Linked DNA regions of Homo sapiens: all the other regions are linked to region 3. A link is a contact called in ENCODE Hi-C or POLR2A ChIA-PET data. All regions are on one chromosome and are shown on one strand. The core of a region is the stretch at or near the end of the contact, and the rest is flanking DNA. Distances in the headings are between cores, read along the strand shown. Region 1 overlaps ITGA11 (integrin subunit alpha 11). Region 2 overlaps ITGA11 (integrin subunit alpha 11). Region 3 overlaps ITGA11 (integrin subunit alpha 11).

What was found. Hi-C counts contacts between places; a loop is a spot of excess contacts on that map. ChIA-PET counts read pairs that join two places held with the same protein, here RNA polymerase II (POLR2A). Pooled maps may share reads with other maps.
Region 1: a map of posterior cingulate gyrus shows a loop between it and region 3 (2.9-fold over the local background). The contact joins two enhancer-like sites. A Hi-C loop is called at or near these places in 5 of 168 maps with a recorded cell type or tissue (CD4-positive, alpha-beta T cell, breast epithelium, naive thymus-derived CD4-positive, alpha-beta T cell and 1 more) and 5 of 50 pooled maps. POLR2A ChIA-PET finds 5 or more read pairs at or near these places in 4 of 52 experiments (A549, CD4-positive, alpha-beta T cell, WTC11 and 1 more).
Region 2: a loop to region 3 is called in a map of endothelial cell of umbilical vein, with 5 times the contacts of the local background. The contact joins two enhancer-like sites. A Hi-C loop is called at or near these places in 2 of 168 maps with a recorded cell type or tissue (IMR-90 and endothelial cell of umbilical vein) and 8 of 50 pooled maps. POLR2A ChIA-PET finds 5 or more read pairs at or near these places in 3 of 52 experiments (AG04450, activated naive CD4-positive, alpha-beta T cell and activated naive CD8-positive, alpha-beta T cell).

What each region holds. Positions count from the first base shown.
Region 1 is chr15:68,332,522-68,337,425 of GRCh38, reverse strand. ITGA11 (integrin subunit alpha 11) reads left to right here. Exons shown (of 30, transcript NM_001004439.2): 12 at 1,581-1,729. Among named protein-coding and RNA genes, the nearest start is that of FEM1B, 57 kb to the right of the region's middle. Within about 2 kb of position 1,990, at least 11 of the 41 ENCODE cell types and tissues checked have a DNase peak (open chromatin) inside an H3K27ac peak, as active enhancers do.
Region 2 is chr15:68,351,217-68,356,181 of GRCh38, reverse strand. It overlaps ITGA11 (integrin subunit alpha 11), which reads left to right. Exons shown (of 30, transcript NM_001004439.2): 8 at 4,780-4,924. Among named protein-coding and RNA genes, the nearest start is that of FEM1B, 76 kb to the right of the region's middle. Within about 2 kb of position 3,586, at least 17 of the 41 ENCODE cell types and tissues checked have a DNase peak (open chromatin) inside an H3K27ac peak, as active enhancers do; they include endothelial cell of umbilical vein, where a contact is called at or near this core.
Region 3 is chr15:68,388,937-68,393,698 of GRCh38, reverse strand. All of the region lies in intron 2 of ITGA11 (integrin subunit alpha 11), which reads left to right. Among named protein-coding and RNA genes, the nearest start is that of ITGA11, 41 kb to the left of the region's middle. RefSeq lists a silencer at 3,415-3,709. Within about 2 kb of position 3,163, at least 4 of the 41 ENCODE cell types and tissues checked have a DNase peak (open chromatin) inside an H3K27ac peak, as active enhancers do; they include endothelial cell of umbilical vein, where a contact is called at or near this core.

The DNA.
Region 1 (4,904 bases), core at 741-3,240, 55 kb after region 3:
CCCTACAGGGGAAGGAGACCAGGAGGCCAGCTCCCAGCCTCCACTGGGGGTGCAGTATAAATTTCGGGCCATGGTCCTACCCTTTCATCAGGCCTTCAGGGAGGCTGGCCCAGCCTCAGAATGGCCCTTCCTGCTGGCCAGAGAGTTGCCTGGGTACCAAAGGTGCTGCCCACAGACAGCTGGAAGGCAGGAAGCTCTGTGAACTTTGAATGCTGACCCATGCCTGCCCAGAGGACACTTGGACCTCAAACTGCATCTCAGTGCCCCTCCTTCCAAGCAGGCCCAGAAGCCCAAGACCAACTGAGAACATTTACAGTAGTGCCACTGAGGGCTCAGCTCAGAAGAAACCTTTGCCCTACACCACAAGGCTAAGCCCACCCACCCATATATTTATGATTGCTCTAAATACATGGCCATGTTAGCCACCCCTTGTGAGGTCTTGGTATTATGGACCTGTCAAGCCTCATTTCCCAAAGTACAGCCTCAAGAGTGAAAACTGTTGTGTCTGGAACCAGAGCAGTTCACCCCCAGGCACTGAGTCAGCTCATCTGTACACCCTATAGCCACTCTAGAAGCAGCCAATGAGACCCAAGTGACAGTGTTACACACACAGATACGCAGATGCACACGCATATATGTGCACACACACACTCACACACGTGCATTGCAGGGGACATCTGTTCCCCAGAAACAGCCCAGGAACTGTCAACAAAGTCCAACACTCATCTAAAATCTGGGATCCAAGATTATCTGGCAGAAAGTGGAATTCTAGGATGCCATCGGCTTTCCACACCTGCTGGAGCCCACTTTCAGGAGAGTTGCCTGAAGTTGCTGCACATTTGCTTCCTGGGTACTGGGTGGGCGACTTGAGATTCACAGTGATCAGGCACAGCCATACCGGGAGCGGGGATTGGCAGCCTTTCCAAAAGAGCCCCTGGGGTTCCTTTTCTTTCTCTTTGGCATGCTGTATGTATGGGGCTGACAAGAGCCTAGGAGCTTCCACCTTTGAGTCTGCAAAGCTTTGGGGCTGCAAGAATCCCTGAGACCCCATGTAAATATCTGAAGCAGACCAACTCCTTCCACATTTACGGCTCACACTCTAGTCCTCAGTGAGCCACTTAGCAGGCGTTTGTGGTAATAAAGAGAACCCTGGTTAGTCTCCAAGAGTGAAGATTGGTGGGGAACCAAAACAAAGTCTCCCCAGTATTAACTGAAGTGAGGCTAGAGTCTGCCCTACTCCCCATTGCCCTCTGCTGTGCTCATGAGCAGGTGAAGGAGGGATGTGTGCATTTCAAGTTAGTCTTTTAGCAGTCCCACCTGGCTTCCTTTATTTTCTCCAGCAGGGGCTGGGGTGCAGTGAGTTCTCCCTACCCTCCAAACCCCCTTCCTGGGTCCTGCCTCTTCCAGGCCTCCCCAGCTGCCCCTAGGAATTATGGCCCTGCGTGATTGAATCTGCTCAGCTAGCCCTGAACCTACCCCATCACTGGCCCATCCTCTGGCACTGCCAAGCCATGCACCGGGCCAAGCAACGCCTGCTGAGGACACGGTGCCAAAGATCAGCCTGTTTCCTCCTGTGGCAGGGTACACAGTCACATCGGTCGTGTCCTCCAGGCAGGGGCGGGTGTACGTGGCCGGAGCCCCCCGGTTCAACCACACGGGCAAGGTCATCCTGTTCACCATGCACAACAACCGGAGCCTCACCATCCACCAGGCTATGCGGGGCCAGCAGGTAATGGAGGGGGAGCCTGGGGCCGGGATGGAGGGAAGAGGGGGCAGATCAGACAAATGGGAGGGCAGTAAATACAGGCATGCCTGGACCACTGGGTGCCCCAAAGGGCAGTCATGTTCCTCCAGCCACCTTCATGCTGCCAGGAGTGGCAGGAGTGCGCATCCACCTACAGAAGGCCCCATGGGCCCTCCAGGATGCCAGCTGCTTCCCTTTTCCTGGAATGGAAGCAATGAGGAATGGGAAGGCTGCCAATGCCATTGCCCCACAGGGAGGTGGTTGGCAACCAGACTGTGCTGCCAAGAGTCCTGTGGTGGACAATGATGAATGCAAATTGGAAAGCTATAAGAGTCATTGGTGGTGAAAACAGGGCTCCAATCCCAAGTCACTTCCAGCACAGGGGAAAACTGGGCTCCTGGGAAGCAAGGTGGCTTTCCCAGGGTTCTATGGCAAATTCATGACTGGGTCAAGCCAAGAACCCTCTTGGTGGGGCTGCCTGCATCATGCCACCTCCTGACCCCAAATAACCCCAAAATCAGGCCTGGGCTCCTCCTAACCAGCAGCATCTGTGCCCTCTCTAGGCCAGAGCTGAGTGCTGTCCAGGCCCTTCCATGTTGTCCCCAGCTCCCTGCCGGCTCTCCTGAGCCTGGGAACAGTCCTGTCTCCTGAGTCTCTGACTGCCCTTGGCTGGTCACTGTGAGAATCCGCTCCTCACCGAGTCTAACCTAAATCCCTCTCACTGCAGAGCGCCACCCTCCTGCCATTCCTCCTCCTGTCTCTTGGGTGCAGGCCATCCCAGGCAGCTCAGCTCTCACCCTCCACCCTGCCTGCCCACACTCACCCAGGGCCAGCTCTTTTGGGAATCGAGGGCTAGACCTTGAGAGCTGGAGGGAATTTGCTGATGAATTTATGACATTTTTCCTGCCCAGTTCCGCCTCCAACATCCGAAGGAGAAACCACAGTGCTGAAGGCAGCTAAATTAAGTGAATTCCAAATCGCGGTGACCCACATAGCTGAGGCCACATATTTAGACAAATTTCTCCCGCCCCCTCCCTCACTTGCTGTCTGTCCGCTTCTTAGTTACTTTATGTAGGCACATCTCTTCCCTCTCCCACCCATGTGTATTATTTCCCTTTCCTCTCTTCTAAATTTTTTATCCTTCTCCTCAGTTAAAAGCTTTTCATCCTTGAGAATAGATTTCTCCTGAAAACACGCTAAGCCAGAGATGGACGGGGTAGGCAGAATCATGAGCCAGGGTGTCAGACAGACCCCAGTTCCAACCAGCTTGGCAGTGACCAGGTGACCGGCCTTCTGACCTTGGGCAAGCAATTCTCTGAGTTTTGGTTCCTTCCCTTGAAAATGAGGATGACTCTCTCTCCTAGCAGCATGGGGCTCACATGAGCTAACCCAAGGCTATAAACCATCCCACACAGGGCTTGTCCACGAACAGGGCGCCTTCCCCTTTCCTAAGCTACCCAGTGATCCAATAAGCATTAATTAGGTACCTTCTGTGTGCCAGGCAAAGTACCCTGGCCAAGAGGGAACACAGCAGGCTCAATGCCTGCCCTCATGAGGCTCCCAGCAGAGGGAGTGGGGGCTGGTGGGAGGAGTATGGAGCTGAAGGCACATGGAAAAGGGGCAGGGAGCAGAGTGGAGAAGGTCAAGGATAGCTTCTAACAGGAAGTGACACATCAGCTGAGACTTGAGGGATGGCAGGGGATGGTCTGGGGAGGACGCAGGGGCGGGGAGTGCATGCAAGAGAAAAGCTTGTGCAGAGGGAAGCCTGGAAGCCAGCCAAGGCCTGGGGCCTTTGGAGAAGAGAAATAACTCAGTTTGGCAGGACCCGGGAGCACTGCAGTGGGAGCAGGAGCTTGTGGGGACAGAGGCTGGGGAGGGAGGCTGGTCCAGCACGGTCCTGCTAGAGAGTTTAGATACTATCCCAAAAGCAAGAGGTGGAGTGGTGTTAGAGGCCACGCCAGCTGCCATGGGGGTGGGCTGAAGGGGCCAGCCTGAGGCTGGAAGGCCCTTTAGAAGGCGCCTCACCTAGGGACGAAGCAGGGGGGAGCAGTTGGTGAATTGGCACCCACCACGTAGCACTTGCTGGCAGGTTTACGGGTGGGAGAGGTGGAGGGTGGAGTCAGGGTTTCTGGGTTTCTGATGAGGGGGTGGATGTTGCCCTCACTGAAGTGGGGAGCACTGTACCCCAAACAGAAGGGGAACACAGCAAGTGCTCAGACACTGAAAGAAATCATAATTCACCATCCACGATGCTAATGCCAGAATGATTTATAACATCAAAAATTAAAAACAGTGGCTTACACCTGTAATCCCAGCACTTTGAGAGGCTGAGGTGGGAGGATCACTGAAGCGTAGGAGTTCCAGACCAGCCTGGGCAACATAGTGAGACCCCATCTCTACAAATAATTTTTTAAAACAGCCAGGAGCGGTGGTAAGTGCCTGTGGTCCCAGCTACTCAGGAGGCTGAGATGGGAGGATCACTTGAACCCAGGAGTTTGAGGCTACAGTGAGCCAAGATTGCACCATTGCACTCCAGTCTGGGTGATGGAGCAAAACCTTGCCTCAAAAAAAAAAAGCTAACCGTCCAGCAATAACTGATTAAACACATTATGATACATGCATAATTTGGAGCACTGTGGAATGACCAGTGATTATGTTGTAGATGAAAATATAATACATCATAGAAAAATGTTCATGATGTATTGTTTTATTTAAAAATCAGTATATAAACTATATTTGCCTTATTACCCCAATTTGTAAAAATAAAAGCATATATACACACACCTACAAATAGGCAACATGCCTCAGGGGAAAAAAACTAGAATAAAATCCACTAAAACGTTCGTGGTAGTTATGTTTGGATGTCTTCTTCATACTTTTAAATAGTCTCCTGATTTTTTGCCATTATATCACTTTACACACAAGATAAATGGCCACCAACAAAATTAACAGAAAGAAAGAAGAGTGGCGAGGGGATAATGACAGAAGGAAAAGAGGGAAGGGGAGAAGGGCAAACTGAAAACAGACAAGTCCACTCTGAGGGACAGGAGAGAGAGGTAGCGCGTGAGAAGGGAGGATCCATTTGTTCACCAAAAATTCTGAGTCAAAGGATGACCTTGGCTTCCCTCTGCCCGCGAGGCGAGGGCTCTGGGTTGTGCGA
Region 2 (4,965 bases), core at 2,337-4,836, 38 kb after region 3:
AGAGGTTGCAATGAGCCAAGATGGTGCCACTGCACTCCAGCCTGGTGAACAGAGCAAGACTCCGTCTCAAAAAAATAAAATAAAATAAAATCACACCAGAACTCACTCATCCAGATAAATGTTATCCCTAGATGTTGTCTATGCAGAAGGCTACATGCTTATTCCAGTAATGTTGTTGCTCAAAACATTGTGCTCACCCCCCACTGAAATTAGCCAGTTTTAAAGGCAATCCCCAGATCTCTTGAGCCGAGGCCTAAACTCATAAGATGACTGTGTCAAAGGCATTTAGATTTTAAATGTCTAAGTGTTACACCTATAAATATGAATTCTGCTGCATTTGTTGAGACCACAGACCTGGTACCTTATAATCCCACCTTAGGTAGGGTTAGTTGACGTGTTTTTTAAAAAAAAAATCCACAAAGTAAGAGCTATTTAGGCCAGGTGCGGTGGCTCAGACCTGTAATCCCAGCAGTTTGGGAGGCTGAGGTGGGAGGATTGCTTGAGCCCATAAGTTTGAGACCAGCCTGGGCAGAAGCATGAGACCTCATCTCTACAAAAAATACAAAAATTAGCCAGGCATGGTGGTACATGCTTGTAGTCCCAACTATTCAGGAGGATGAGGTGGGAGGATCACTTGAGCCCAGGAGGCAGAGGCTGCGGTGAGCCAAGATCACACCACTGCACTCCACCTAGGCAACAGAGCCAGACCCTGTCTCAAAAAAAAAAGAAAAAAAGAAAAAAAGAACTATTTAGTAGTATTGTGAATTCGTAGGCTCAAAAGATTAAGACTTTTCCAACCTCATAACTCTTTATAATTAAGTCATTGCTCAACTAGCGTGTTTCTGTTTGCTGATAAAACTTGCTCAAGCTTTTCCTAAATGAGCATTTCTCCATGTGAAGGTGGCTGTCTTACTCATCCTCATAAGGAATGGGCCATTTTTCTGTTTTTGTTTTGCCTTCTTCGGGGTGAGACCCGAGACTCCCAGCAGGCCCTTGTGAAATGGCTTGGGTAAGGGAGGCAGCCCATAACCACCAGCTCTCACTTTCTCAGTGTGAAGCTAACTGACTCATACAGGGATAAAGCCCACTGTTTGGACCTCACTTTACAACCCACCAACCCCTGCTCAGTTATCCGTGTGTGACTCACCAGGTAGTTTGAACCATCAGTGACTCATGAGCACCGCTGAGGTTGCAATCTTCACCTCAAATTCTGATCTTCCCAAACTTCCAAATTCAAGTCCCAAACTACAGCTGGTGCCTTTTAAGGTGAAAGGTTTTCTGTCCTCACTCAGTTTATTCTTAATGCATGTTTTTTCCTATGCACCTATGAAAGGGCAAAGATCCAGGCCATGAACATGAGGGCTTATAAAGATGTCGGTAATCTGTGGGTCCTGGCCACTGATGGGAGGGCTGTGACAAGTGTTCACCCTAACCCTAACTCGGTGAGGATGAGAGAGGGAGGGGCCCCCATGGAGTGGCCAAGGAGAACTGCCAGGAGGAGGCGGCACTGGACCTGTCCTGGGAAGACCCTGGGATTCCAACAAAAAGAGGTGAACAGAAGACGTGCCACACAAGACATTCCACCCTGAGAACAGCAGAGGAGAGGGAAAGTCAAGGAACATTTGCATTCAGAGATGTGCTCCTTTTGACCACAGCAAGGGGTTCATGTTGGTGGGAAGTGAGCCATGTAAAGATGGTGGGAGTGATGATGTTGTAGTTAAAACCAGCATGGGTGGCCACTGCAGATTCTTGAGTACAGGAGTGTAATCATCAGATATGCACGTTAAAAAAAATGAGCCTGGCAGCTATGTACAGCAGGGAAGTGGAGAGGGCCCCTGAACAATGTGGTGTGATTCTACCTTTGTCCACATAACACTTTATTGAGCCTCTACTATGTGCCTCACACTATTTTAGGCACCAAGGCTAGATCAGTGAACAAAATAGGTACAAATACCGTGCCATCGTGAGCTGACATTCTAGAGAGAGGGGCAGACAATAAATAAATAAATAAATAACAGCATACTAGAAAGAGATGAAAGCTATGGGGAGAATGGAGTGTGGTAGCGGGAGTGGAGCAGGTGCAGAGGGCAGGTACAGAATCAGCATGCACAGGGTGGTGGGGAAAGGCTTCCCTGACGGATGACCTTTGATTGGAGATTTGAAAGGAGGTGAGGGAGTTGTTGGCAAGCAGATGGCTGGGAGGGAACAGCTCAGAGAAAGGCTTGGTGTGCCTGAGGCCTTCCAGACCATTGAAGAGTCCAGTGTGGGTGGGGGTGAGTGAGCAGGACCAGAGGCTAAGAGAGGAAACGGGCCAGATTTCAGAGGGCCTAGTGAGCTGTTGTCAGAATCTGGGCTTTCCCTGAGAGAAATAGGAACCTGTGCAGGTTTTGAGCAGAAAGGAGCTGTGACGGGGCCTAAATCTCCATGGGCCACTCTGGTTTCTAGGCCCATGGAGCCTGTTATGAGTATAAAGCTCTTGCTGCTCTCAAGGAATGTATAATCTAATTTACAAAGGAACAAATCCAAGTCCCTTTACCCAGTGCAGAATCCGAATTTAAAATCTGATGATTCATGCTGATATTCGCACGATTACAGATTCATATGACATTCACACTATTCCACTCTATGGAAATATGATCCTGACATTTTTCTTGGGTCCATATATAATAAAACCTGTTTTGCTCCTGCCATGCTTTTTTGCAGGGTGTTTTATTCCTGGGCCTGGCCCTTCCATGCAGTCATGGAAGCATCTAGAATCCCCTTGGAAAGAATAGCAGAGTTCTCCTGCTACTGGGTTGCGCTTGAGCTCGAAACCTGCTCTCGTCATGTGGCACGTGCCTCTGCAGGTTTCAGTCCACAGCACATACTAAAATTAGTGGGTTTTTTAAGGCAACATATCCAGCATATCGGAGAATTGCTAAGAGAATGGTGGATGTTTTTTCTCTTTGCTGGTAGTTTGAAGATGTTCTAAACTAATGTATTCCAGCTTTTGTAAATTCCTCAACTCCTAAATTGTATGCATCAGTTCCTCAGCGTGCTGCGTAAGAAGAGATACCTCTGATACCAAAGCCGTGTGGCTCTTTAACCTGTCACTACAGAGCTTAAATCTGTGGCCTGTCCTGCCTTGCTGTGGGTCAGACCCATGAGGAATAACCTCAGAGTCTAAGACTAACATTTATTTTTAGATCCTTATTGGCAGACTATAACTTCTGGGCCAGACTCCTCGGTGAGACCATGTCTATACCCCTCAGAACCTCATGGTCTAAAGGAGGGCCGGCCACAGGGACACCAAAAGCCAGTGGTGATTTGGGAGCCAGTTTTTCATGCTTTGTAGCCCAATGGCCTGTTACAAGAGCCTCTCTGCCAATTGACGGTCGAGGTGCCAGCCCTGCTGTCTCCTGGGCTGGATTGCCTGATAGGTGGGCTGAGCTCATGCTCTGGGCACTGAAAACAAAATAAAAAGTGAGAAAGAGAAATATTTGTCATGGAATTTGATATTTAATGTTTCCCAAAATAGAATCAAAGTAGTCCTTGTGAGGAAGTCAGAGCTCTGTCAGGCCTCATCGCACGCATTTTATGGGTTAGTGTTGTCTGGATGCTGAGTCACCCTGGCACATCCTGTTTTCAGTACTAAAGAAAGTGAGTCTCAACTCTGGATGCTCACCAGAACCTTATAAAATACTGATGCCAGCCCGGCACGGTGGCTCACAGCTGTAATCCCAGCACTTTGGGAGGCAGAGGCGGGCAGATCACTTGAGGCCAGGAGTTCGAGACCAGACTGGCCAACATGGCAAAACCCCGTCTCTATTAAAAATACAAAAATTAACCAAGCGTGGTGGCAGAGCTCTCTAATCCCAGCTACTTAGGAGACTGAGGCACGAGAATCGCTTGAACCCGGGAGGAAGAGGTTGCAGTGAGCTGAGATTGTGCCACCGCACTCCAGCCTGGGCAACAGAGGGAGACTCTGTCTCAATTAAAAAAAAAAAAAAAACTAATATCCAGGCCACCACCCCAGAGATTCCAATTTCAGGGGTCTGGCTGAGGCCTGGACATCAATGGTGTTTGTTTGTTTGTTTGTTTGGTTGTTTGTTTGTTTGTTTTGAGACAGTCTCACTCTGTCGCCCAGGCTGGAGTGCAATGGTGCGATCTTGGCTCACTGCAACCTCCGCCTCCCGGGTTCAAGCAATTCTCCTGCCTCAGCCTCCCGAGTAGTTGGGATTACAGGCGCATGCCAACACACCCGGCTAATTTTTGTATTTTTAGTAGAGGCAGGGTTTCGACATGTTAGTCAGGCTAGTCTCGAACTCCCAACCTCAGTTGATCTGCCCGCCTTCGGCTCCCACAGTGCTAGGACTACAGGCGTGAGCCACCGTGCCAGGCCAACAGTTTTTAAAGCCTCCCTCCGAGAGATGTCAGTGAGCAGCTGGGGTTGTGAACCACTGACTTAATGCCTCTAAAGGTTGCCACTTGCCCCTGAACTCCCCTCCCAGGTCCACCTCATCCCTTTGGCCTGTCCAAAACAGCAAGGTCAGGACTCCAAAGGGGCTTTTCAACATTTCATTTAAAAACAACAGATCTAAGAACCCTCTGAGCAGCTGGTGAAAGAGTAGCTCTGGCCATCTCAATCCAGCTACTTCTTTGGTTTGAGGTCCTGGCACCTGTTGGGTTGCCCAAGGAGGACTTGGTCCTGGTTTCTGTGGCTGCCCCTCTGCAGGAGCGTCAGGGGCTGCCCCAATCCCACTTACCTTTCATGACCCTGCCCCTGTGCTTGGCTTCCAGCTCAGAGGCTTTCCAGAAGGGTGGAAGGAAAGGAGCCAAGAAGGTGATGATTGTCATCACAGATGGGGAGTCCCACGACAGCCCAGACCTGGAGAAGGTGATCCAGCAAAGCGAAAGAGACAACGTAACAAGATATGCGGTGGCCGTAAGTCCTGGCCCGCCCAAGGGCTGCTGATGGCCTCTGAG
Region 3 (4,762 bases), core at 1,914-4,413:
TCTGCTAACAAGAGTTCTTTCAGCCTTGGGAGTTGGGTTTTCTGTTTGTTTTTGTTCGTTTGTCTGAAAAGATCTTAATCTCACCTTAATTTTTGAAGTATTTCTTATCTAGTTTTTCTTTTAGCACTTTAAAATGTCATTCCATTGTCTATTGGCTTTACAGTTTCTGTTGAGATGTCAACCATCAGTTTTATCATTCTTTTGAATGTAATATGTCATTTTCTTGTGGTTGCTTTCTTATTTGCCTTTAATGTCAGCAGTTTGACTATGATGTATCTAAATGTAGTTTTGTTGTATTTGTTCTGCATAGGGTTTCCAAAGCTTCTTGAATCTGCATTGATACTTTTAATTAGATTTGGAAAATTCTCTACCTTCATTTTTAAAAATATAGCTTTTGTCCCATTTCTTCTCTCCTTTTCTTTCTAAACTTGAATTGTGTGTATGTTAGGCCTTCTCGCCATATTTCTCATATTTCTGTTCAGTTTTTTATTCCATTTTTCTCTTGCTGTGCTACAATTTAGATATCCTCTATTCATCTGTCTTCAGGGTCACTAATCCAGCTTTCTGCTGTATCCATTGTGCAGCTAAACCCATTCGATATACTCTTTATTACAGATATTTTATTTTGCTCCTGAATGTCCACTGGATTCTTTTTTTATAGATTCTAATTCTGTCACAATAATCTGTCTTGATCCCAATTGTCCATCTTTTGTTCTATTTTCTTTAACACATTAATTATAATTATTTTGAAGTCCTGGCTGGTTAACTCCAATATCTGGATCATCTCTGGTCTGCTTCTGGTGACTATTTTATCTCATGGTTATCCATTTTTTCCTGATTATTTACTCATTTTGTAAATATTGTGAATATTGTGGATGTTACAGTTTTGCCCTTATTCCTAGGATGTGGTCTTTACTCTTAGAGCATAGATTTTCTGGGGTCTCAAATGAAATCCCAGAGTATTCATTAAGGTCTCTCCTTTCTGACTGGGTATGAACCCCAACACCTTCCTCCCAGAATAGGAGGCAACCTCTAAAATCTCTGCTCCCATTGGCTGTTTTCTGATAGATTTTCCAGTGTATCATACTATGCATACACAGCTTAGGAGTCAGCCAAGAACCTGAGGGAAACTTTCAACAGAGCTTTTGAGACTCTTTTCCTGTTGTTCTCTCCTTTCTGGTATGCTGCCCTTCCCAAATCCTAGTCATCTTTGCAGCCCCAACTCCAATCCCTATTTCCTCCATCCAGCAAGACTTCTACTCTCTGCATCCATTTCCCTGTGCTTCAGCAAAGAAAATGCCCTCAGAGGAAAAGCTGGGGTGAACAGGGTTTCAGCTTCTGTATTTCCCTTCTTACAAGTATTGAGCTCTGCCTTGATTGCTGTCCAGTGCCTGAAAATAGTTGTTTTAGATATTTTGTGCTGTTTACATAGTTGTTTATGGCTAGAATTGAAAGCCCTCTTTCATATTCTTTTTATCAACTTAGATATCACTTCCTCTGAGAAACTTTCTCTGACTATCCCTTCCCATCACTACATAAGCTGCCCCCATAGAATTCTGTGTTTCTCTTTTCATAGCACTTATCAAATTGAATAGTAATTGCCTGTATCATTATCTTACTTCCTGAAATCAGCGGTATAATTCCTGGTGTTTAGTAGGTGCTCAAAGAACTTACTTTGACAGACTGAATTAAGGATTTGAGCCTCTTTCAACCAGCCCAGACATAAGATGCATGACATCCATATTGTTTACATGGTATGAAAGGTTAAAAATTAAGTTGAACTGACTTTTCCAAGACAGAATTTATTTTGACCAATATTTGTTTATTAGGCATCTGTTAATGAATTTTACTAGACTCGGCAAAATATTGGTATGAGTAAAACGTGGTTTCACTCTCAAATAAGTCACAGACCAGTTAGGGAGGCAACATTAATACCCTTGAAATAATTTAAAACCAATGCAAGTCAAATATGACCTGGTATTAATTACATGCATCTTTGAGGCTACTTTCTCCATGAAGGCTTTCTGAATCCTTTTCCTAGCCTAAAATGACCTTACCCTCCCCAAGCCTTTTCTGTGATAACACATATCACTTCCCACTTTTTGTTGGAGTCACTGAGGCCCATGGCCCATCTCCCCTGTTGGACACCAGCTTCATCTCCCTGCAGCCCAAGAGCAGCCAACACAGCATCATCTTCACAGCAGAAACCCAGCCAGACTCTGAAAGGAGAAATCACTGTGCCTGGGGTCTCTGGAAATGCTCCATGGAAGAGGGCAGTTGAACATGATCTTGGAGGTTGGGCATAGAAGAGCAGAAAGATATGACAGAACCAACTCCTGGTAGCTTTTGCTTATCTGAGTGCAGCCTGGAGCATTGTGGGAGAGAAATGGTGCCCCAGGTGGGCAGGGTCCCACCCATTGCAGCCACTGGACCTGAGCATGTTACTGCCACAGCCGAGCTGAGAGAAACAGAGAGGGTGGCCTTGGGGACCCCGAGAGCTGAGCCCCCTCCAGAATGGACAGGAGCACACTGGGCCTTTCTAGAATCTCTGTTCCCACTTGTGTGGATCCCACCACAAATCCTACTTGGCTTTCCCCTCCCTGCTTCCTCTTCTGGCCCCATCTTCTCTGTCGTATGGGCAGCATTCCAAGAATTTGATTCAGACCTAGGACCCTATGGGTGTTGATCCTAGAAAGGAGAGGTTGATGCCAGTGTCATTTAGGAGACATTGGCTGACTATTAAGCATGACCCCAGTGGGATGTATTGATTCAGCTCTGTGCCAGGGTGAACCTCAAAGGAAGGACAGGAGCAAAGGTTTGAAGTGCGAAGCCTCTGCCACGTGGAAGAAGAACCTTGGGAGAACCTCTGCCAACCTTCCCGAACCTCTATTTGCCCATGTGTAAAATAGGAATGAGCATACCTGTCCCAGGGAGCTAGGCAGGATCAAAGAATACCCAAAACACGATTATATTTTGTAATCAGTAAAACAGGAAACGAGGATTGAGTCACTGCAGGCCACTGCTGACTTGATTGAGAGGCTCCCTCTGACCCAGGCTCTTCCTGCCTCTGTGGTATGGACCTGGCTTCCGACACCTCAGGCAGAGCTTGCGTGCCTTGGTCTGCATCTCCTGGGGCTGTGGGGGAGGCCAGGAAGCTGCATGTTTGAAAGAGTTTCCCAGGGGACTCTAGCAGGGAGACTGTAACCCCCCAAGGATCCGCTGTTTCCACTGAGCATGTAAGACAGATTCCAGTGAGAAAGAACATCACTCCCCAGCCCCGGCCCCCAAATCCAGGTCCCAGCATTGCCCCCAGGGAAGAATCCACCGCTGACTCCCACCTCAGGCACCAGTGAGATATGCCCCGTTTACCAGCCGTAAGCCTCCTTGAACGTCAAGGGCCCGCAGTAAACAGTTGGAGGATAAGAGGGCAGACCTGGTGGGGCAGTCACTTTATTTTCTTAACATTTCTCCTTCTTCCCACCTCACTCACAACTCAGAGCTCAAACTCAGCAAAGCTGACCATACACCAACGCTTCAGACATCCTGAACAGTTTTCCACATCCCCTGGTTCTAGCAACAATAACAACACTCGCAGACACACAAAAAGGAAAGAGAAAACAAATTCCTCTTGGGCTGAGTGTTCTCTGCCCCTGCTTTTTAAGCCCTTGTGTATTTTCAGAGAAATTTAATCCACATGACTATCGCATTTACATTGAAATTATTAATTCCGTGGGTTTTAAGACCATTTGATGTCCCAGCAGCTCCAATGCAGGGCTTGCAGAGGGCCTCTCTGAGCCTTTGGTCCCCTGAAGCAGGAAGCCTCCTGATGCTGAGAAAAAACAGAGCTGGGCCTCACAAGTATCCCATTTTTCACTGAAGCTCTCACCCCTGGAGAGGAGAGAAGAGAAGCCTCAGCTCTCAGCAAGGCAGAACGTTTCTCCTCCTCTCCATGAGGGCGCCAGGGAGCAGAAGACTGCCAGTCCCCAGTGAGCTCCAAAAGGGGACTCTCTAGGGACATGGTGAGCTTTAAGATCAAGAGACCATGGTGAATTCCCTGGGTACAGGTGTACAGACAGGAGCAACTTGTAGGGGAAGTAGATTTGTCCCCATTTTACAGGCAAAGCAACTGAGACTCCAAATGATGACATAATTAATAAGTGTCAGAGGTAGAGGCAAGACTGGAGCCCAGATCTCTCTAGTCCCTCTGCCTCAGGGCAGGAGCCTGGTGAGCCCCAAGGGGACACAGAACAGAAGCAGCCTCTGCCCCAGGGCTGCCATGCTCCTCCCCAGACACGCTGCTGGCCCCATGAGAGCGAGGCTGTGGTGTCCACAGGGCCCAGCACTAAGTGTATTTGCATAAGTGGGTTGGTGGGAGATCAAGTGCTGCCCAACCTGGAACAGAAGGCGTATGTTCACAGAACCCCGATCTCAGATGAATCCCAAAGGAGGGACACACAAAAAGGATCTCAGGTGTTCATGGGAGAGAGAGTTAATTTCCAACAGCATGAGGCTGTGGGGGTGGAGGGAATTGAGAGCGGATTGTGAAGGAGGAGGCTTCCAGGTGGATAGGATTCCAATGTTCAGAGTACACATGGGTGAGAGGAGTACAGCAGATGGAGGGGACAGCATGGGAAAGAGTACAGAGATGGAGGGGACAGCATGGGAAAGAGTACAGAGATGGAAAAGAAGAAACTGTGTTTAGAGAAAGGACGCCATCCCATGTGGCTGGAGGAGAAGGTACAAAAAGCAGAGAAGTAAGGCC